Linked DNA regions of Homo sapiens: all the other regions are linked to region 3. Evidence: chromatin loops called from intact Hi-C (ENCODE). Cell type or tissue: mammary epithelial cell. All regions are shown on one strand.

Region 1 (8,000 bases), 120 kb before region 3:
GAGCTTGGAGAGCTATGGTTGCAAGCCAAGGAAGCCAAGAATTGCCAGGAGCCATCAGAAACTACAAAGAGGTGAGGGAGGAAGATGCCTCTTAGAGCTTTCAAAAGGAACGTGGCCCTACTGAAATCTTGATTTTAGACTTCTAGCCTCCAGAACTGTGAGAGAATAAATTTCTGTACAGTTTGTAATTATTTGTTACAGCAGCCCAAGGAAATGAATACAGATGTTGAGTGACGCATTTAGTGTTCTGAATGTAAGTGAGGCGTTTCACTCAAAATAGAAAGTTTGATACTAGCTGAAAAACAGTTCTGACCAGGGAAAATCTTCTTCTACAGATGGCCTTAAAAATAGAATAGCTTCTTTTTTTTTTTTTTTTTTTTCACGATGGTTTTGGTGTGATCCTCCTTGAAAAGAGGTGAATAAACCAAGTGACCTTTCAAGATCTTCCTCAATCCTTTGATACTGGGGTTTTATGAACTCTGCTCACTTGATAATCTAGGCCAGCTTTACTTATGCGTGTATACTTCCAGAACAGTTTTCTATCTCAAAACTTCTACTGCAGGCAAGTAAATTCCCTCATGGCCCCTACCTCTCTCTTTCTATACATATACACTAAGGTGCAGCCGTATCTGTGTTTATACTGATATATTTGTTTTTACTAATCTCCTTAGAAAGAAGCCCCTACAGTATGTCTTATAGGCTGCTTTCGTTCCCTATTTTTGGTAGCCTTGTTTGATATGGTCTTATTTTTATTTTTAACCAATGGGATTTAAAGTGTTTTATTAAACTAGTTAGTGACATTTCTATAAACTTCTGGATTAATCATAATTGTATAAGTTGCAATAATAAATAATCCATAACTGCAGAGGCTTTAAATAAAACAATTTCCCCCTTACCTACCCAAGTTGTACATCGTGGATCAGTGAGAGGCTTTGTCCTATACCCTACTCATTAGAGAAGGCACACTAATTGAGTTCTGCCATCTGGGATAGCTCAGAATCTGGAAGGGAACATGGGAATGGGGCACTGGTCCATAAAGGCTTCTACTTCCACATGACGGATATTATTTACTATCACATTTCACTGGCCAGAGCAATAATACATCCCTGCCTAACTTCTAAAGAGGAGAGAAGTGCAATCCTACCATGTCTTAGAAGGAAGAATATGAATATTGGTTATTAGTGTAAATAATGACCAGCATTCCAGACTACAAATCAGAGTATTTGTTACTTTACTTCATACACAACTTAATGGGTTCTCAATGACTGAGTCCTCCTAGTCTTAAAGGAATTTATATTCTAGATGAGAAAATAATTCTCCTTGGGGGAGAAGCCACAGACATGGAGTTGACCCTCTAAACACAGAATTTGAGTCGACCCTCTAAAGCAAAAGCAGTAATCTAAAGTCTTGGCTGGGCGCAGTGGCTTACGCCTGTAATCCCAGCACTTTGGGAGGCCAAGGCGGGCGGATAACCTGAGGTAAGGAGTTCGAGACCAGCCTGACCAACATGGTGAAAGCCCGTCTCTAATAAAAAATACAAAAATTAGCCATACATGGTGGTGTGCACCTGTAATCCCAGCTACTCAGGAGGTTGAGGCAGGAGAATCATTTGAACTTGGGAGGCGGGGGTTGCAGTGAGCCAAGATCGGCCACTGCACTTCAGCCTGGGCAACAGAGTGAGACTGTCTCAAAACAAAAACAAAACAAAACAAAAAAAGCATCAAAGCCAGAGAGCATATTTTTTAGTTTTTTTTTTTAAAGCATAAACTAGACCAAAAGAAATCTCTCCAGAACTACTGCAAATCCATAGATCAATTTCTCGAGTGTTGGTTATTCTCCGTTGGCCCTCCCACCCACTGCACACTTCTCTATACTTGTCTGTCCTGCCCTGTGTTCCTACAGCAAGCCCTTTCTTCCATATTTCCAGTTGCCAATGGGCTCTACTGGGACTATTGCCTCCCTGAAATCCTTTGGCCCTGAGGATAGTAGAGGCTTCTCACTGTTGCTAGTATCTGAACGCCTCACTCTTTTTTCCCCCTAAACCTATCCACACCTCTATAAAAATGTCTTCATTAGTTTCATCTGAACCTGGGGTGAATTCTGTTTTCTTCTGAGACTGACTGATAACACCTTACTTAATCCCAAGAATTGATGAAATGGTATGTTTTCCATAGGTGAAATGTAGGAGAAACAACAGATTCCTGTTGCATGTATCTATCATGACTCATGTAAACCTTTGCCTGAGGCGAGTTTGCAGGTCGATCACATTTGTATCATCTATTATTATGATGTTCTCCTTATTTCAATTTAATGAAAAGGCCTGTCTTTCACCCTTTAACATAGCACACAAAACTCATGATTTAAAATAATAATAAAATATCAAAAGCTCATACTTTCCTCAACACAATCCTGAAGTTTCTCCTGAGAGGAATAAAAGCTGTTTTTCTGGCGATAAAAACCCACCAAAAAGTTTATAAAGAAAACAAACTCCCCTCGGGCAGTAATCGGTGGTCAGACGGTATCTGACAAGCACAGCAGAATTTTAGCTATTGCTCTAGGGCTGTTCTTAGTTCTGGTCAATTCCTTTGCTAACTGGGATATGAAAGGAACCCAAGTGAAAATAGTCCAGAGGGGGGAAAAATAAGAAAGATAATGTAAAACAAACTCATTATATCTGGAATATTAAGATTTTTTTCTTAGAAGATTTTCTCCTTTTTGCCCTAGAGCACTTGAAAGTTCTGAAGATACATTTTATGTAAAATCTAAATAATATTTTACATAACACTTACTTTAAGTTTAAAGGCTTGCTACAATGAAACTGGTACTAAGTGGAGTTAAGGCAGCAAAATAAACTGAAGAGGCCTCATAAAAATATATAGGCAGTAGTTAACTGATGCAAGGAAATAAGCTTCATGGCATGAGACCTCGGATTTGCGTTAACACCTAAATTTCCCCTGCCTCATTCTGGAGTTCTCATGCAGTAGTAGTGTTTCCTCCTATACATTTTTTTTTTCTCAACAAGGAATAGTAGTCCTATTTCCTGACTAATTAGAATGGTTTATAATTAGGTTTTGGCCTGTAGGAAGGGATTAATCACTGTAAGAGGTGTGGGAAATTCAGCAGCTTCTGTTAGCAAGGGTATTCATGCCAACTTGGTATTTATTTATTTACTTCTATTTTGAGTTTCGTTTAATGGGAAGTTTTATTTTCTACAGATTTAATTTTGATGTCAGGGTTAAAGTTTCAAACTCACTCTCCTTTGTTCACACAAATTTTAAAGTAAATGTTCAAATTCACTCTCTTCCATACCCTAACCTCCGGGTTTAAAGTATTCATTGCATGCCTCAAGATTAATAATCTGGCGATTTTCACATCTTCTTCAAAGACATGTAATTTGGCTACATCTGGTATTCCCCACCACCACCAATCAGTTTTACAAATGCGCTGGGCTCCAGATACTCAGCTAGATGCTGTGTGACCTGAAAATACAAGGACAAAGTCTTTATAGGAGTTTAGAGGATAGCTGAAGACTATACCTTGTCAATAACAATACCAGCTAAAAATGGAAATCAGGGTCATTGTGCCAGGAATGCAGGATTAGATGTCATATGAGCTCTCTATATAGTAAAAAATATATTTTTAGAAACGATTGTTCCAATTACGTCCCTGCCACCAATGAAAGCTATGATTTGGGGAAGTCTTTTTCCTGGTTAATATAATAAGTAACATTATCTCTGCGGTTTCCTCCTGGTTTAAAAACTTGTATTATTATTTTATACAGATTTTTTTATACCAGATATCTTGGGCATGGGAAAGACTCTATAATTTTTACTTGGTAACATGACCACACTCTTAATAAAGATGTTGAAATAGGTGAGAATGACTTTTAGTGTAAAAAACCCACTCTAAATGGAGTCGCTACTCCTCTCCCACATTATAGAGTTGATAAAGTACCTGAAAATACTCTTTTTGTATAAGAACATTTTCTCATTTTGTATTTGGAAGATATGCAATTAAAAGTTTTATTAAATAAGTCATACATTATTGAAGTTGTGTGTGGTAGAAGTAAAAGTTGTAGTGTCTCAGTTTTTCATATTCCAATTCCTCTGGAATCAGTTTCTTCACTCAGGATGATGAGAGATAGGGCACACACTCTCCTACCCACCTCACATTCTTAGCATATAGCAGTACAGATCATTCTCATGAGTCAGACTTTCATTCTGCTGCTGTGACTAGACTTAAGAGTCAGAATCAAAGTGAGATGGAGATATGAAATAGAGATAACGGAATGGGTGGACAGATTTCAAAACAATGAACCCAGATATTCTTCTCATTTTATCCCTCAAATTGATTGGTGGTCTTGTCTCCCTCCTACTGTGCCAGTTCAAATCTCAACATACCTTATTCATCCTTAAAAGTCCAGTATAAATTTTTCCTTCTCAAAGCCATTTGTGGAGGACCCAGTTCACAGGGACCTAATACTCTGGGCTCCTAAAGCAGGCATTGTCTCTTCCTGGTGTAAAGTGGCTAGAGCATATGCTCTTCAACCAAATCTCTTGCCCTTACACCCTAGAAAGCCTATTCACTACTTATGTGACCTAGGACATTTTTCAGTAACTGCTTGTTTCTCAGATTCTCCATCTGTAAAATGAGGATGATAATACGACTTACCAAAGAGTTGTGGTGAGAATCTCCCATAAAGTAGAACTTGGCACAGAGTAAACATTAAATATCCAATGATGTTAGCTAACCTTATTTTATACCTCACAATATTCCAAGGTGTATGTCCTTTTACATAACTTGGCTATAAACCCCTTGAAATCAGTTTAAATATTCATAGTTCTGGGTCTTGCTCCCAGTGCCCCAGCAGAGTACAGTGAACACATCAGACGCTAAGTCAGCATTAGTCAACTGATACTTAGCAGTGGTTTCTGGTTTCTTTAAGACAGGAAATAAATTACAGGTGATTACATAGTGGAATAGGTTTTGGAAATGTAGCTCAGGGACAGGCTAACTGCCAGATATGCAGACTACATTAGGCCAGAACTGAGTAAACCTACATCTGAGTTTCTCCCTTGAAAGTTATATTCTGTGCGTTTGTGACAACTGTCTTCCCCAGCTCATTCTAGTTGTGCCCCATTTGGGAGAGAAGACAAAAATAACTCAAATTTAACTCTTGTCACAAATGTATATGTTAAAACAAGTACTTCTTGGTTTCTACATATTCTCTTCCTAATAAATATACCAGCATGAGTATAATCTCTTTTACTCACATTTTTGCCAGTGAACCCACAGAAACACTACAATATGTCAGCATTTCTTATGCTCTTAAAACATTTGTTTTTTTCTGAGAAGAACAGAAAACACAACAGCAACTTTTTTGAAAGTCCACAGTCCAAATGAAAGTTCATGAAGTTCCTCTGATGGCCCCAAAATTTAAAAGTGGCTTCTGTTAAAGTGGCCAGAGAGGCCCAATGATGGTCAAAAGCTGAAAAGCATAGATAAGAGGAATGAAGCAATAGAAATGAGGATAACATAACCCTCACTATACAAGATAGTAAGAATAAAATGCTCTATTTTGTAGAAAAGGACTCCTTCTAGACACACACAGGTACAGACATAAGCACACACCTTCAAAAATGACTAAAGCATAGAGAGAGTCGTTTCCAACAATAATAATTGCAACTACTTTATAAGTTCTAATTAGGTATGAGATACTTACATGATTAATCTGCAATTCTTAAAGCAATCTTCTAGGAAGCTGCTGTTATCTTATCATTTAAAGTTGACAATAAAGCTCAGAGAGCCTGCTCAGGCCTTGATTCTGGCACATGGCTGAGCTTGGTGCAGCTTAGGCAGCTCCTGTTCCATGCAGCACATAGATCTGCATTCCACTTGGCACCTTCACACTGAATCATCCTTTTACTTCCATTGTATGTGATTTACAGATCCACCCACATGATAGTTTAAAAAATAAATGGCTAAATTTAGTCAATGTTTCGATTATTCTAACTAAAACCTATTCAAATGCCCCAGGGACCATCAAACTATCCTAGACTACTTCACAAAAGCTCTATACTATATATATGCACACACACACACATATATATTTACATCCATATCTGTATCTCTATATCTGTCTGTATCATCTGTATTAGTCAATTTTCACACTGTTGATAAAGACATACATGAGACTGGAAAGAAAAAAAAAGGTTTAATTGGACTTACAGTTCCACATGGCTGTGGAGGCCTCAGAATCATGGAAGGAGGCAAAAGGCACTTCTTATATGGTGGCAGCAAGAGAAAAATGAGAAGGATGCAAAAGCAGAAATCCCTGATAAAACCGTCAGATCTCATGAGACTTATTTACTACCACGAGAACAGTGTGGGGGAAACTGCTCCCACGTCTCAAATTATCTCCCACCAGGTAGGTCCCTCCCACAACACATGGGAATTATGGGAGTACTAGTCAAGATGAGATTTGGGTGGGGACACAGAGCCAAACCATATCATTCCACCCCTGGCTCCTCCAAATCTCATGTCCTCACATTTCAAAACAATTCATGCCTTCCCAATAGTTCCCCAAAGTCTTATCTCATTTCGGCATTAACCCAAAAGTCCACGTTCTAAAGTCTCATCTGAGACAAGGCAAGCCCTTTCTGCCTATGAGCCTGAAAAATCAAAAGCAAGCTAGTTACTTCCTAGATACAATAGGAGTACAGGTATTTGATAAATACAGCCATTTAGAAGGGGAGAAATTGGCCAGAACAAAGGGGCTATAGGGCCCACGCAAGTCCGAAATCCAGCAGAGCAGTCAAATTTTAAAGTTCCAAAATGTTCTCCTTTGACTTTAGGTCTCACATCCAGGTCACGCTGATGCAAGAGGTGGATTCCCATGGTCTTGGGCAGCTCCACCCCTGAGGCTTTGCAGGGTATAGCCCCGCTCCTGGCTGTTTTGACGGGCTGGCATTGAGTGTGTGCGGCTTTCCCAGGTGCATGGTGCAAGCTGTCAGTGGATCCACCATTCTGGAGTCTGGAGGACAGTGGCCCTCTTCTCACAGCTCCACTAGACAGTGCCCCAGTGTGGACTCTGTGTGGGGGCTCTGACCCCACATTTCCCTTCTGCACTGCCCTAGCAGAGGTTCTCCATGAGGGCGTCGCCCCTGAAGCAAACTTTTGCCTGGGTATCCAGGCATTTCCATACATCTTCTGAAATCTGGGTGGAGGTTCCTAAACCTCAATTCTTGACTTCTGTGCACTCACAAGCTCAACAACATAGAAAAGCTGCCAAGGCTTGGGGCTTCCACCCTCTGAAGCAACAGTCCGAGCTGTATTTTGGCCTCTTTTAGTCATGGCTGGAATGGCTGGGATGCAGGGCACCAAGTCCCTAGACTTCACACAGCATGGGGACCCTGGGTCGGCCGGCGTAACCATTTTTTCTTAGGCCTCCAGGCCTGTGATGCAAGAGGCTGCCATGAAGATCTCTGACGTGCCCTGGAGACATTTTCCCCATTGTCTTGGAGATGAACGTTTGGTTCTTCGTTACTTGTGCAAATTTCTACAGCAGGCTTGAATTTCTCTCAGAAAATAGATTTTTCTTTTCTATAACATTGTCAGGCTTCAGATTTTTCAAACTTTTATGCTCTGCTTCCTTTATAAAACTGAATACTTTTAACAACACCAAAGTCACTTCTTGAATGCTTTGCTGTTTAGAAATTTCTTCCGCCAGATACCCTAAATCCTCTTTCTTAAGTTCAAAGTTCCACAGATCTCTAGGTGGGGGAAAAATGCAGTCAGTCTCTTTGCCAAAACATAACAAGAATCACCTTTGCTTCAGTTCCCAACAAATTCCTCATCTCTATCTGAGACCACCTCAGCCTGGACCTTATTGTCTATATTGCTAAGAGCATTTTGGCCAAAGCCATTCGACAAGTCTCTAGGAGATTCCAAACTTTCCCAAATTTTCCTGTCTTATACTGAGCCCTCCAAACTGTTCCAAC
Region 2 (8,000 bases), 570 kb before region 3:
AGCTGTCATGATAAATCCCACATGGAGATAACAAAGGTAGTTTGACTAGAAAAGCATCTATAATTCCCTATCATTGCTGGAGAAATCTTGAAGAGAAAAATGAAAGAATAAAATAAACCAAAAATGGATTTTTATGAAAACAGAATTGATTAAGTATTCTTCCAAGAGGCTGGATTGTACTTTTTCTTCTTCATAGTAAAATTGTTATATTTCATGTGGATAAGGGAAGAAAATAATTAACTCAAAAATAACTAGGATTTGGAGCATTCTGGAAGCCAGATCCTCAGAAAAATGCTTGAGGGATTGCAGGCATTTAATTTGGAAAACAGAAGTCTTGAGGGACCATGGATATCATCTTCAAATAATTTAAGGGATTTAAAAATGAAAAAAAAAATGTCAATGTTGTTCTAGAATCCAGGACACAGGACTGGTGCAGATACTCGTTTGAGCAGTCTCTCTTGCCTGGCTCCGCTGGCCCAAAGACACAGAACAGGATGTCACCAAAGATGTGCAGAGTCAGCAAAGTAAATGTTACAGAAAGACTGAGATTTGTTTCAATAGACAGGAGAACAAAGGCTTTAGAGGCAAGCAAACCTGAGTTTGAATATCTTTCTCTCACTTAATAGCTGTGTGCCCTTGAGAACATTACTCTAGCACTTTTCAGTTCTCACTCTCAAAATGGGGATAATACTCATTATTCCAGATTGCGAAGATTAAACACAATGATATATATATAAGCTCTTTGCTAAGTTTGACACAAATAGGTACCTATGAAAGGGTAACTGTTATGTTCATCATCTTTCAAGTCATTCAGTGCAAATACAATTGTGTCCTTTGTACTAATGAGAAAACTGGTCTTGGAGCCTGAGTAAATTTTCTATGGTCACACAGGTAGTAAATGATGGGATGGGAACACACATTTTCACCTGTCTGGTGATGGAATCCTGCCCTCTCCAGGATCCCAAGCTGCATCTCGGCTAAGGAAATACTTTCATTAACAAATAAGTCAAAACATTGTGTCTTACTCTCTTGGCCAGACAGGACACACATGTCCTTGTCTCTCTACCCAGAATGATGGAAAGGACACCTCCAGGATGGCTTTTTCAGGACTTCTGGAAGATTGCATCATCAAGTAAGTCCTAGACAGTTCTATATTCAATTAAGTGGATGCATTTTTATTTCATCTAAGGAACCACCCCTTTATAGAAGACTCACACATGATGTATCTGACCTGAAATCATTACCATAAGCTCGTGACTCAGTGTTAACTCTCATTGTGGAGCCACAAACCAGGATTTGATGATTACACCTTTTTCTTTTTTACTAAATTCAATGCGGGGATATTTAAAAGCCTTGCTTCAAAGGGCATCTGAAAAATCTTTAGCTACCCAGTTCAGGACCATCAATCTACCTGCTCCCTCCCTAGTCCCCCGAAAAAACACAGTCTGTCCTCCCCAGCAGCTGTTTGTCAGCATGCAAATATTCCTAAAAGGGGAAACCAGAAATCCCTTGCCCTGAGTGGTATCATAGGTCTCCCCTCCACGCAAGATCTGTGAAGCTGTACCAGGAGAGGAGGGGCCTTTTAAGTAGGGACAAGAATAAAACAAAATAATTTATAAATGAAATATTTTAATTGCAATTTTATTTGCAAATTTCCAAATTGTTCCAATTGCTTTTCAAGCCATTCACTTCTTTTGACTCCCCAAAGCTCTGTCTTTTTTTGTCTTTTCCCTCTCCAGTCTCCCTTCTGCCCCTCTTTCTGTCTCTCTCAGCCTGAAAATTCTGGTTAGCCGTGGTTTAGGGTACACGTTGTGGTTTATCACTGATAACCACACTCCCTGTTCTGAGATGCTGGAACACTTCCTTAAAGCACAGAGTGCATGGACTAACAATTATATTTCAAGCTGCATTTAATGTTGAAATATGAGACAACAAATTGATCTTAGATTTCTTCAGTCAAGCATGACCTCACCTCTGACTCTGGCAAAAGCTGCTGCGGTGCCGGAGCAGTAGTTGTGCAGTTGCAAAATGAATAACAGGAAGAAAACAAAGCCTCATCCTTTTTAAACCAAACAAAAGAGAAAGACTACCAACATTTTTTTCTACATTAGCAATACCTGCTTCTGAAAAAGCAGATTGGAAAACAGTGACTAAAACATTCCTTCAACCTTCCGTGTAAACCATCCAGTCTGGTGTATGCTTTCTCTTAGAAAAGATGCATATTCATAGACTTTTGCTTCATAGCCTGACTTTTCATTAAAGAATAGAGAAGGTTATATATTCAAATATCTGCCACAAAAATATCTAGGAAGATGCTTATTCACTGTCTAAAAATTATCTGCATGTGGCTATTTATTCATTCAATCTCTCAATAATAATAGCTCTTGAACAAAGGAGGAAAAAGTACCTCGCTCGGAGAAGATCAAACAGTCCACAATATTTTATTAATTCTCAGATGGTTTCTTTGTGGTAAGTGAGTAGTATTATTGCTTCATTTGAGACAGGGAGAAATAAAATCCAAAGATAACCTGACATGTACTGGAGATAGGTAGTTTGTCATTGCTTATATCAAGGACTAAATGCAATGGTAACAAAAGAAGAGTGTATTAAAAAGAAAGAAAGGAGCAGGGGAAGAAAAGAAAAATAATAACAAGAAAAAGAAAGAAAAAAGATATCAAAATTGGCATTTTCTCCCAAGCTATCAATAAATTTGTAACATAATTTAAAACATATGAAAATGAGAATAAATGACAAAGTGGCAACAGAATAACATGCTGTAGTTTTATTTCAAGTACTTTTGTTGTAAACAAACATGACTCTGTTTGCAAAGTTTCAATTGTGAGATGTTTTCTGAGCACCGAAATACTCACTAAAATCCAGAATTTGAAAAGAAAGTGCCTACCTTTATGTTTTCATTTTTAATATTGAAGTAAGAAATTAAATTATGCACTGGACTAAAGATAAACCTTTGTCTCTTCCCAAACGCCAAATTTTATGACCCAATTGTATTCCTGGTCAGAAAAAAGCAGAATTAGACCATTTCCAAAAGTTCAAGAATGTCTGTGAATATCTCAGCCTTTGCAGGATAGGCAGTTCCCAAAACTGCCTGCCATTCCAGGATTAGCTGCTGTGTGGCGTTAGTCCCCTTCAAATGAACAGGCTCTCTCTTCCTCCAGCTCCTGCTCCTGTGCCTTGTTGCTTGAAAATGGTTCTCTCTGCTGTCACTGTAACAAACAGTTCTAATTGCTGGGTTGCCTGTTATGGTGGAAATTGCAGTGGTCCGTAGTTGAAGGCTTTCACTCTGGTTTGGTAATCACAGAGAGAGGCAAACTGCTCCTTTCCTAAAGGGATAAAGAAGATAATCTTGAAAAATATAGTAATAAATAATAAATCATTTTAAGAGAAGCAGAAAACCAACACACTTGCTGAATGGTTATAGTCTAATCTAATTGTAATGCATTTTTCCTCTTGAAGAGATGAAAGTTCACGGATATATTTTCTTGTATTCTTGGTGGTGGTGATGGTGGTGGTAGTGTTTGTTTTTGTCTGTGAAGTAATACATGGTAGGCAATGATTTGGAATTGTAAACTTTCCAATTTATTTTCATGGCAATCTGTGAGATGTGTCCCTGGAGGAAGGCAAACAATTGCAGTTTTAGAGCTGAATTGGCCTCTCTGTCTCCTTTCTTACATTAGAAAGCATGCAATCTCATTTTGAGTAGGATTACAAAATTTCCAAATTCTAATAAAGTGCAAGAGTAATATGTGATGGTCTGAGATGGTTGATGTGTTATTGAAGAAACACTCTATGGTGGGCGAGGTAAAAATGAGAGCAGTTATTGTCAGATTTTACCACCATGACAGAATTCAGGTTACAAAAGGCAATTCCTAATTTGGGAATTTAATCAGATAGCAAGCACCAAGGACAGCAGCTGCTGTTACATTAGGTTGGGTAAAATTATAAGGCCTATCAATTCTCATGCTTCGGGGCATAAGCTGATCACCAGCTGAGGTCAGGAGAAAATTTCCCCAATGACAGGCTTGCATAGTTATACCCAATATAAGAGATTCAACACCTACCCCTAAAATATCTGATGTGATTCGTTACCAAATAAATACAAACATACAACATGTACTTATACTATTACCAAAGCAGCCACACACAAGGGACTAGACAGACATAAAGGTGAGTATTGGTCTGAATGCCCAAGTCTTAAATGAGACCATAATCACCCAAGGAAAACCTACCTTCACATGGTCAGCTTTGCCTACAGAGTCCCTTTAATTCTTTGTCAAATTTGTGGGCGAATATTTTTCAAATGTCCACTCAATTCAGATATTTGCATTTGCTTATATGAACAAAGTCTTCCAAAATGAGTGGTGCTAGAAGGGGGTGGTATTAGCTTTCTTTGCTGCATGAAAAATTACTACAAACTTAGCAGCCTAAAATAACCAGATTTCTTATTTCACAGTTTGTGTGGGTCAGAAGTCTTAGTCTGGGTTAGCTGGATCTTCTCCTGGGGTTTCACCAAATGATAATAAAGGTGTCAGCTAGGGCTGTGAATTTCATCGGAGGCTCTAGGGTCTCTTCCCAACTCACTGGTTGTTGGCAGAATTCATTTCCTTGCAGTTGTATGACTGAGGTCCCCGTTTCTTTGTTAGCTATCAAATAGCCAGGGACTGCTCTCAGCTGCTAGAGTTCATCCACAGTTCCTTGTCACATGAACCCCATAGGCATCTCACAACATGGATGCTTGCTTTCTTTCAGCCCAATAGGACTGTGTCTCATTGACTTCTCCCTGTGAAACAGGCCAATACAGTCTCCTATAACATAATCTAATCAAGGGAACAGGGATCTCATCATATTCACATGTCCTTCCTATACTCAAGAAGAAGGAATTCTACAAGGTGTGCACATAAAGGAGCAGGAATTTGGGAATCATTTGAGAATTCTACCTAAAACAGGGCTCTAGTGAAAATAGGAAAGATCAAGATTAATAATTCAGGGCTATTTTATTTCACTAATTCTATAGGATTTTAAAAAACTATTTGATGGCCAGGCGTGGTAGCTCATGCCTGTAATCCCAGCACTTTGGGAGGCTGAGGTGGGCGGATCACGAGGTCAGGAGTTTGAGACAAGCCTGACCAATGTGGAGACACCGTGTCTCCACTAAAAATACAAAAATTAGCTGGGCGTGGTTGTGCATGCCTGTAGTCCCAGCTACTCGGGAGGCTGAGGCAGGAGAATCTCTGGAACCCAGGAGGTGGAGGTTGCAGTGAGCCGAGATTGCGCCACTACACTCCAGCCTGGTGACAGAGCGAGACGCCGTCTCAAGATAAAACAAAGCAAAACAATTTGATGAGACTAGTCATTAATCTATTGTGTTTTATCAATTAGCAATCGTCCACTACAGAAGGACAGATCACTGGTGAATTTGTGATTATAATCATATAAATATAACTTTAGAATATAAATTAGAGGTATTTAGTTCAATTATTTTATATGGCACATAAATAAATTGACACTCAACAAAATTAGTGAGTCTAACTCACTGGGCTTTGCCATTTAAAGTCAGAATAAAAATCTAGTTCTCCCTACTCCAAAACAAAACACATCTTTGCATTTAACTCACCATCAGGCCCTTCGTCGACTTTTGGGTATTTGCTTTCACTCTGCAGATTTCCAAGTATCTCCAGGTATTTGTGCATTTTCAGCCAAGGTAATTGTTTCTGTTGAATGGTAATAAACTCACTCACACTGAGCTGCCAGTGACTGATTACATTTTAAGGACGATTTCCTAACCTTATAATGGTATTATTACTTTCACAGAAGTAAATACACTAAACTAAAAGGGAAGTGATACCGTTAATGTAGACTTCCTTGTTAGAGCAGAAGGAGAAAGGTGGGCTTGTGTGTGTTTGTGTGTAATGACTTGTCCTTTGGTCCTCATGTTTGTAACAGCAGAGCAGACGATAGTTTGGGGTCAGTTATCAAGTAACAGTATGACAAAAAAGGAAATGTCAAAAACTTTTTCTTGCTCATTTAATCAGGTAGTAGGGGTTCCCACTTTTTTAACTTCTTATGTAGTCAACTCTTCTATCAACTAACTTATTGGTTAATGGGTAACTACTAATTTGGCGAGGAGGTTTTCATACAGTTCTATTGCTATGAACAACAGGGCAGGCAGAGATGCTCAAAGCAGGAAGTGCTCTGGTGAGTTAGAGAATCTTGGAATCACAAATAAAATGCTAAAATGTATCCTAGTTTTAGTAGAGATAATAGAATCCAGGACAGTTCTGACAGTTTTGGCATCAAGACAACATTTTGCACAATGCTCTGTCTTTGGGTGCCTCTCATGAATGAGATTTTTGATGAAACAAACATGTGCCAGTGATTGAGTGTGGAAGCAGGCAATATTAGATGCTATCTTTGTGAAAAACAACAACTGAAGAGGGTTTTTTTCCAGAACTATGTTTATTAAACAGGTAGATGTTGGGTGGTTGTATCTGTTATTTCATCTATGACCACAACTCAAATTTTAATCATTGTAGATTAATTTGGTGAGAAGGAGAAGAAACACTGTACCCCAAAATCTTTATTAAGAAAGATACTTTTGGCCAGGCATGGTGGCTCACGCTTGTAATCCCAGCACCTTGGGAGGCCAGGGAGGGCGGATCACCTGAGGTCGGGAGTTCGAGACCAGCCTGGCCAACATGGTGAAACCCTGAATCTACCAAAAATACAAAAATTAGCTGGGCGTGGTGGCGGTTGCCTGTAATCCCAGCTACTCAGGAAGCTGATGCAGGAGAATCACTTGAACCTGGGAGGTGGAGGTTGCAGTGAGCCAAGATTGCGCCACTGCACTCCAGCCTGGACCACAAGAATGTAACTTCGTCTCAAATAAATAAATAAATAAATAAATAAAAGAAAACTTTTCTGGCTTGCATAGTACTATTATAATATCTATGAGTTTCATCAAGTTATTATTTTTAAAATATTTTTTCTCTGCCTAAAATGTGTTACAGCCTTAGATAAGAGTTTGTCAGACTTTGTTGTGTTCAGCATGAATTTGTCATCTTCCTCTTGGATGGGGAAAGGCTGTCACCTTCATTTGAACTATGAGAAAATATTCTCATACTTCATAAGAATTTCAATATTTTAAGCAAAATGTTATTTTCACCTGAGCATGAATCATCTTCTCATCCAGTATTCACTGTCCTATACTTGCAAGCAACCGTGTTTATATCACTGATGCATCCTATTATGAAAAAATATTTCTTCAGAAATACCATGATCTTAGTCTCGCTGTCTGGCTAGCCAAGTCTCATCTGATCTTTCAACATGGAGCCCAAGTTACTCCTTCTAAATAAAGATTTTTCTGACTATCAAGTCTACAGTGTCTTCCACTTTCTCAGGGCCTATTTCTGGGGATATTTATTTTAACACATAACTGTGTTTTATCTCTATTTCCTTTATGCAAGTCTTATTTCCGAATAGTTTGCCAAAATCATTGAAAATAGGAACTTTTCCTCACAAGTTTTCAGTACCTCCTACGATGCCCAGCATAGTGCTGAAGAGAATAAAGCTTTGCCGAACTGGGAAATAAAATTAAAATAGCAACCAGTTATATTAAACAGCCATTGACCTTTTCATAGTCGGGATAGTAATTTTTGTTGTCATTGGGTTTTTGGTTGGTTTTGTTTGTTTTCTGTTATTGCTATTAGGTTTGTTAACTTGTTTGTTTTTGTTGTTGTTTTGCTTGACATACTTGCCTGGATTTGCTTAACACTGACGACGTGAACTAAACATGATAATAGTTAATTAATTGCCATACTATTCTTGACAGAGCTGATCATACAATGTTTAAAACAAAACTAAACTAAACTAAAAATATGAGGAGATCTAGGCACAGTGTTTGTCTACCAATTAAACTTAGCTCTAAAATCAAATTCATGACTCTTTTCTAATATTTAATAACTCAAGGTTTGCATATTCACTCT
Region 3 (8,000 bases):
TTAAAAGTTTTCCTTTAGAATTGCCCAACTGGCTTGTCAGAATTCCACTTCAACTCCAGAGTAGATGTATCTGTTAAATACAAAGTTTCGTTCTTTTCCTTCCTTCCTTCTTTCCTTCCTCCCTTTCTCCTTTCCTCCCTCCCTCTTTCTCTTTCTTTCATTTTAGTGGTAGTGTTGAGGACAGGAAATTCTAGATCAGATTAATAAACTCAAGTGGACTAAGGAAACAGAAGTCATGCTGGCAAATTTTCACTGTAAGCATGTCTTAAGTAAACAGCTTCACCAGCTAAAAGAATGTTTTGGGATGCACATGCATATTCTGTCAACTTAGACTATATGTGAAAATTCTAACATGATTGTTTGCAGGTATTAATTAATCCAGCCATCTGATTGCTTTTTTGCTGGCCCAACACGATGACAAATTTGGTTTTTATTACTAAATTGCTTGGAAAATATCTAGATATTATGCTATTACAGTCCCAGATGCATTTTCTTTTTTATATTTCTTCAACCTCCAACAATTATTTATTAAACATCTACCCTTAAGTTCCTGAACTATAAAGTGGATAGATATGATCCTTATTTTCAGTAAGTTTGGAGAGTGGGAAGGAGACACACATATGTCCAATTATTTACAACAAATTGTTACCAGTAGCTAATAGAAGCTGCTATGATCTAAATGATTTTGTCCCCCGCAAAATGTATATATTGAAACCTAATCCCCAATGCAATAGTTTTAAGATGTGGGGCTTCCGAGAGGGGTTTACATCCTGAGAGCAGAGCCCATATGAATGGGATTAGCGCCTTTATAAAAGAGGCCTAAAGTAGCTTGTTCACTGACTTCACCATGTGAAAAAATAGCAAGAAGTCACCATCTGTGAAGCAGAGAGGGAGCCCTCATCAGACATCAAATCTGCTGGTGCCTTATTCTTGGATTTCCCAGCCCTTATAGCTGTGAAAAATAAATTTCTGTTGTTTACAAATTACTCAGTCTAATGTGTTTTGCTATAGCAGCCTGAATGGACCGAGACAGAAGTTTATATGGGAAGAAGTGCTGCACAATGAAGAAGTAATTGTTATCTGGGCATGCTAAGAAAACTTGTATAACAGATGCAATATTTTAATGAAAATCTGTAAGAAAGAGTCTACTAGGGCACAGCATATTGCATACAGGTATGGGTTGATAGAAATCTAAAAGGGTAAGACACTGATTTTGTCTATTCAATCTTACCAATGAAGATAATGCCACTAGGAGAACTTTGACACAGCTAGTGGCTGTTGTTACAGAAACTCTCTCTATCTTTGCATTCTAATGAGTTTAGAGAGTTGTAATGTTCTTCTCCACCTACCCTTCATTTAGGGTTGATAGGCACATCTGATATCACCACAATATTACAATATTATTGAAGATGAAAAAAGGTTTAGGGGCCTGGTTTATGCAGGTGGGTCATCTTAGAATGAATTCAATTTACAATTCTGCTTCTTCACTCTGCTTATCTAACCAAAAAGTTATTTGTACGCATATTTAGAAGTTAAAGCTGTAGTAAATCAAATATTTCCTGGTAGATAAGCCTATCATGGCTTATCTACCATGGCTGGTCCACAGGAAATAGATTCATTGGTACATCATAGGAGAGGGTACACCCCTAGCCCCATACCTGGAAAATAAGGTGACAAATATTAGACAGAAAGACCAAAGCAATTGGGCAGGAAAGCAACTGGCTTCAGGAACGACTGGCAAGTGAGTGTAGCAGAGCGGCAGGGAGCACGGGAAACACACACAGTGAGCATGAGGAAGCCTGGCAACAGAGAGTTCTATCCCCAGGCCATTCTGCAGACCTCAGGAATACTGGCACCAACAAGCCAGGTTCCCACTCCAGAAAACTGAGCTTGTTAAGATCACCTAATCAAGCACAAGACCTAGGGAACGTGAGAAGAGGGTAAAGCATCAGTATGGGTTTGTTCTATTCATGTGGCCCCTCATGTAGTCTGAGTAGTGAATTCAGGAGGCTGATACTATGGCTTATTTTAGAAAGGAGAAAACTGAGTGTCAGGAAATCCAGACAGAGAACAGTCACTGGGCCAGAAGCAAAGTTAAGGATGCTAGATCATTAAACTCCAGCCCAACACTTCCAAAATACCTTGTGACAAAAACTGACTGTCAGAACCCCATAGGGCTGTATCTCTATCTGTGGGGATGTCTGTGTGTTTCTGTACCTGTTTCAGAGGGGTATAAAAAGTGGGAAGGGCGAATGAAGATGATCAGGTTATTACATTACCCTTTAAGGTTTTAAAATCTGATGGCATTTATGACAATCATATTGTGATCCATCTACTAAAACATAAAAACATGGAGGCCTAATCTCTCTAGGTTTAGGATGCAGTTCTGTCTCTGGAATATCAAGTAACGCAGTATCGAATGTAAAGGCTGCCTTTGACTGAGGACACTCTGGGAAACAATTTTCCGCTGCATGTTAGCCTATCTGCAATCAAAGTGTGTGTGTATCTCTGATTTTTTTAATCCCTTCACTTCTTTCTCTCTCTTTTCCCTCATTGTGTCCTTACTTCCCCCGCCTCCCTCCCCCGCAAAACACTTTTCTCTTGCCTATGGAGATGGGCACCAAAAGGAAATTGATGCAGTGGCGGGTTTAATATGACATTTGAAAAGTGACTTTTTGATTTTCAATTAACCTTGCACAAAGAGGAAATATTGAAATTCGCCCCTTTGTTCTTGGCTGGATCTGCAGACAGGCTGGTTGGTACCAAGAGCTGAACCGGGTTTTGGGTGGGGCGATAGGGAAGGAAGAGGCAGGTTGAGGAAAGTAAGAGAAAATCTGGCACCTACCAAAGCCGCGCTCTGCTTCTATTTGCACGAAATGAGACAAGACTAGCCTGTACTAATTACTCTCAGAAGGGGGAAACAGGTAGGAGAGAAAATGCTCTTGTCATTTGTTTGACTTAATTGTATGCTTTTATGAGCCGTCTGGCTGGAAGGATTAAAGTTACTTTTAATAACACTTCCTTTCAGAAAGAATGTGATTTGAAGTTTCCCAGCAGGGCCTCCCAGTCAACAGCAGGACCCTTTCCCCAATCCCTGACCCCTCCCTTTCCCCCACCGCCCACCCCCCCACCAGTCAACCCTCTCCCCTTCCCTTCTTTGAAAGGCCCATTGTTCTGTTTGTAGAAGAAAGAGATGCTTACACCATAATATAAGACAATAAAGTTAACTCCATAAGTCTCCTCTTTCCGGATTTTCTATGCAATCTTTACTAAAGGCAGTAGTATCTCCCCCGCCCACCCAGCCTCTCCGCTCTCCCCCCTCCCCTCCTTAACTTCCTCCACCACCCTATTCCCTGCACTCCCCCCTACACAGCCCCCGCTCCTTTTTGCAAAAGGAAACATTGAAAATCATATATGGAAAATAAAGTAGCTTGGCGCTTTGGACCTCATTAAGCTGCGTGTGGACACCAGCGTGGTGACAGTGACAAGGTTCCATAAACACACGCATCGCAGGTGATTAGGGCAGCCCGCTTCCGCTGATGGACCTTCCGCTTTTTGTCTCTGTTCTTGCAGGGTTTCTGCTCCTTGCTCCCTAGCTGTTTTCTCTCGCTCTCTTTTTACCTTCTCACTGTTTTTGTCTGTGTTTCCTTTTGCTCTGCAGTTTCCACCGCGCCAGAGTCTTGACCCTGAGTGGCATCGGCAGGGTCTCCTGCGGCAGACCAGGGGTGTTGCGGGCTGCGCTGGGTGGGGGACCGCGCGCTGCACGTGCAGTGCCGCCCGGACGGCGGCGAAAGGACAGCGGTGCACCCCGCCCGAGGCCCCAGCGATCCATCAGGGCGGCTGTACGCGGGAAGACGCTTCATCTCATCCCTAGATGGCAGCAGGATTCTGAAGCTGGCGCAGCCCTGGGCAGCCCTTTCTGGTCTATTTTCCTGAACAGATTGCCAGGGGATACGGCGGCTAAACAGCCAGGCGCCTCCCCGGAGCGCAGCTCAGACAGAAGAGCAAGCCGGACAGACGCCGCTGGCGAGGCTTCGGGGGTCAGATCCTGCAGCTTGGACACCACATTCTCTCTTTTTGCACACAGATGTGCTACTGTGTAAAAATAAGCAAACAAACAAAAACGGGAGTTCAGCTTCTTGGAGAATGTGTCATGGTCAAGACCAGTGATTCTGGACGGTGACAAAAGTCCTGGAGGCCTGAGTGCACAGAGGACACACGCACAGATGCACATGAACTCATGGAGAAACACTGGTCTTCTCTGCCAGGGACCAGGCTGGCCATGCAGGAAGGGAGCAGGATGTGAAGATTCAGACTTTAGCTCCAGCTTCACTACCGTCCTGCCGTGCACTTTGGGGGAAGATTCGTTCTGTTCCTGAGCCTTAGTTATTTTATCTGTAAAATTGGGGTTATTATAGCTTTCAGCTCTGTGTACATACAAAAGACTGTTAGGATTATCAAGAGGAACAAAGAAGGGGGAAAAATCACTTTGGCAGGAACAGGCTCACTGCTGCAGCTTTTGGCCCAGAGCAGGCATTTTTCTTCAGAGGAAGCTTCCAAATGGTGCTACAGTATTTATTTTGATCAGCCAGATATGACTTATTTGAAAACAAAGGGCAGAGGTTGTTTCGCACCTTAAAAGCTGAGGGCTTTTGTCTCCAAACCACTTATTTTGTCCACACCCAGTCCCTCATCATGGACTTTGTCATCCCTTGGAAATCCTTTACATCAGAAATCTTTATCACCAGAAACTACACACAGTAGCCCAATAGCTGCATCCCCGAGGGCCCCAGGATGAAATAGGAAAAGCTGAAACTACTCTGGTTGGAGTATATGCTATATTGGAAAAAGTTACTGTTAACATGGTATATAACATACTGAGTGAGTCAGAAAATTTTCTCACCAAGTCTGAGTCAGAGGAAAAAAAATCAAAGATTTAAAAAAATTCCTCATATTACGTTCAGTACATTTTGCTTGTTTTCTTTGAGTTCTGTTCTCTTCTAGCACCATGGCAACCTTCGTCACACAAGGAGCAGGAGGACAAAGGTGACAGATGTTTACCTCTTTATTTTGTCTAGGGTCTTGTTTCCTTCACTCTCACCTGATTCAAACTTTCAGCAAATGTACAAGGGCCAGAAACACTTCCTCCTGACCCTGACCCCAGCAATTTTGTAATATGTGTAAAACCTTAAGTAACTTTGATTATTTACACCAAATAAAGTAGAGCTTCACAGTCTACAACTTTGCTTACTGGGGGTTTTATAGGACTCAAAGTAAAGCTGTTTCAAAATGATGAGGAGGTGGGACAAGGGGGAAAACAAGAAGAAGATACTATACAAAAGTCTAGCCATTGAGTTATCCTTCCTTAAAAACATTATGCCAGATCATGGGGCAGAAAACAGAGTCGAAATTTTCTATCATTTGACTACGTCCCCTGTTCGGTTTGAATATTAGGCCTAATTTGAACTATTATTAGCTCTAGCTTCCTGTAGCATCAACCCCAGAATTATTATCACATCAGTAATTCCAGCAGTCTCATACTATACTGTTGACTCACCACATCACCTCATCTTATAGCTTTCTAATAATCTCTCTCATTCCGCCAATTCTTCAACCTCATAAAGTCCTCTGCTTGAGTGATCCTCACACTATCCTGAAAATCAGCTTCTCTTTGTTCCCCACCTAGCTCTTGCCATAAGCCTTGCCAGCCTGACCCCCAAGCTTGGTCACCTGAATCATTATTACTAAGAGCCCTCCCACCTTCTCTTCTGGAAAAAGCATAACCCTAACTGGAAACTTATAGAGAGCATAGAAAAAGATCAAAACTACAATCTGCATTCTTTTCTCCTAGAGCCAGGGAACAAGACAATGTTGGTGGAAATCATCCAGCCTTGCTTATTGTTATCAACAAATTCACTGCACACAATCTTGGATGGACCTTTTATGCTGCCTAATATTTTACTTATTCTTGATTATTTATTTTTCACTAGTTATTTTGTTTACTTACACATAGTGATTCTTCTTTCCTGGGATCTTTAGTGAATATGCCAAAACATTGGCCTTCTCTTCAAGGTTTTTACCACCCTATACACTCTCATAGCAGGCAAACCCCTCAACTACCTCACAGAAGAATGAAAGCCACTGGGGAAATGGGCCTCATCACTCTGCTCCCCATCAAAATGTTTATCTACCTGTACTCCTTTCTTTACTTCCTTTCCTCCTGTCTCAAGGGAGAGAAGCCCTTTATAGTAGCACTCCATCCAGCAATTCTCTCCATCTCATCTTTTCTCATTTCCGCTAGGACAGAGATTCATCAGTTATTCTCCCTCTCTTCTATGTCTTTAACCACCCGCTCTGACCCTCACAGTGTTTTTCTTTCTATACCCATTCCCTTCTCATTCATGTATTAATCATCTGTCCTACTCTCTAGATGACCAGAAGTGCTGAGCCACAGTCATGTGTCACTTAACTACACGGACACATTGTGAAAATTGCTTCACTGGGCAATTTTGTTGTTATGCAAACATCATCATTTCCCTCCACAAACCTAGATGGTTTAGCCTACTACTCACCTAAGCTAGAGAGTATGACCCATTGCTCCTAGGCTGCAAACCTATAAAGCATAATATTGTACTGAGTAATGTAAGCAATTATAAAACATCGGTAAGTATTTGCACATCTAAACATACATAAGCATAGAAAAGGCATAGTAAAAATACTGTATTGTAATCTTATAAAACCACCGCCCTAGCTATGGCCTATTGGTGACCAAAATGTTGTTACCCAGCATATGGCGGTAGTTGTAGGATCTCACACACACACACACACACTCACACTCCAGTCCTCTGCCACACTTCTTTACCTTTGTTCTTCATCCATGTCTCTGTGATGTAGAATGACTTTCTGACACTTTTTTTTTTCCAGATTCTTGCTCATCCTTTAAGACTCAGGCTCAAGGATCATACTCTAAAGAGTAAATGTTTCTTAACATCCAACATAAGCTAAGATCCTTTTATTTTGCCCTTGCAGAGAGCACATACCTTTTGATAGCAGTTACGCACTCATTTTATCTCAATGTAATTTCTATTTAACACATTAGACTATGAGCTCCTGAAGGGCAAAAACTATGTCTTATTCAGCTTTATTTTCTTGGTGCCAAATGCCGGCCCAGGCACATAGTCTTAAACTTTGTTTTATATGAATCAGTCATATTGCCTTCTATACCTGTTGCCTTGTAAGAAAAACGTTTGCTTACACCAGCAGAATAGAGTTTCCTAAACTCTGTTCTGGGTCATCAGGCCCCTCTCCTCATTTTGGCTGTTTGGACTGTGCAGTGTACTAGTTTAAAGGCCAGCCAACCTAACTTGTCAGTTTTCTATAAGATGGACTGAAAGAGAAAGCTCTTCTGAAACAATCATGATATAATCAAGGAGACTTTCAAATTTGAAATGGATGCTGTAAAGGAGGAAGGTGGCAGCAGAAACAACAACTTCAAGGTCAGGAGACAACTAGAAGCTAGGAGACAAGAAGAGTTATAATGGTCCTTCAGTGAGCTGAGTTTCAAGAGCAGAAGTAATAAATGTATATTTAGATTCCAAGTAATAATTCACCTCAAGCTCTCATAGAAAGTGTCAGAATGGGGACTAGAACCCAGCTCTCTTTCTATTAAGACCAGTGCTCTTTCTAGTTCAACTTACATGTTTTGTTCATTATTTTATATAACTTAATGGGCATTTCTAAAGTTAGGTGTAAAATATTCAGGCCTTACCTAGTAAGAAAGAAAGGAAGACAGATACAAAGTTAGGAAGAAAATAAAAAATAGACCATTGAAATAGAAAGGAAGAGTGTGAAGTTAACAACTATGTTATTAGTTAACACATTATAAATTACTGAAGGTGGACTTTTTTAAGTTAAAGAGTTCTGCATAGAGAATAAAAATTAATGATCACAATTGATTGGTGTTTACTACAGCCAGGCAGTCAGTATATCATCATCATCAT

Evidence for each region. Hi-C counts contacts between places; a loop is a spot of excess contacts. Peaks named below come from ENCODE experiments on the same cell type or tissue, not always from the same donor. Only the 100,000 strongest peaks of a DNase experiment are listed, where the experiment ranks them.
Region 1: it touches region 3 in a loop (8-fold over the local background); 4 of 110 quality-filtered maps call a loop at or near these places.
Region 2: a loop joins it to region 3, with 6 times the contacts of the local background. A loop is called at or near these places in 3 of 110 quality-filtered maps.

Annotation. Positions count from the first base shown.
Region 1 is chr18:39,956,967-39,964,966 of GRCh38, reverse strand. LOC124904349 (a long non-coding RNA gene) reads right to left here and starts at 5,857. Exons shown (of 3, transcript XR_007066451.1): 1 at 5,723-5,857. In mammary epithelial cell, no CTCF peak of the experiment used is centred here; DNase peaks (open chromatin) are centred at 4,206 and 4,936; H3K27ac peaks cover 3,866 bases.
Region 2 is chr18:40,408,532-40,416,531 of GRCh38, reverse strand. No RefSeq gene overlaps it. Among named protein-coding and RNA genes, the nearest start is that of LINC01477, 350 kb to the right of the region's middle. In mammary epithelial cell, CTCF peaks have their summits at 950 and 3,125; no DNase peak of the experiment used is centred here.
Region 3 is chr18:39,837,534-39,845,533 of GRCh38, reverse strand. It overlaps LINC01901 (long intergenic non-protein coding RNA 1901), which reads left to right. Exons shown (of 4, transcript NR_187474.1): 4 at 3,662-5,238. It overlaps LINC01902 (long intergenic non-protein coding RNA 1902), which reads right to left and starts at 3,825. Exons shown (of 9, transcript NR_151703.1): 1 at 3,622-3,825. In mammary epithelial cell, a CTCF peak has its summit at 3,870; a DNase peak (open chromatin) is centred at 3,893; H3K4me3 peaks cover 868 bases.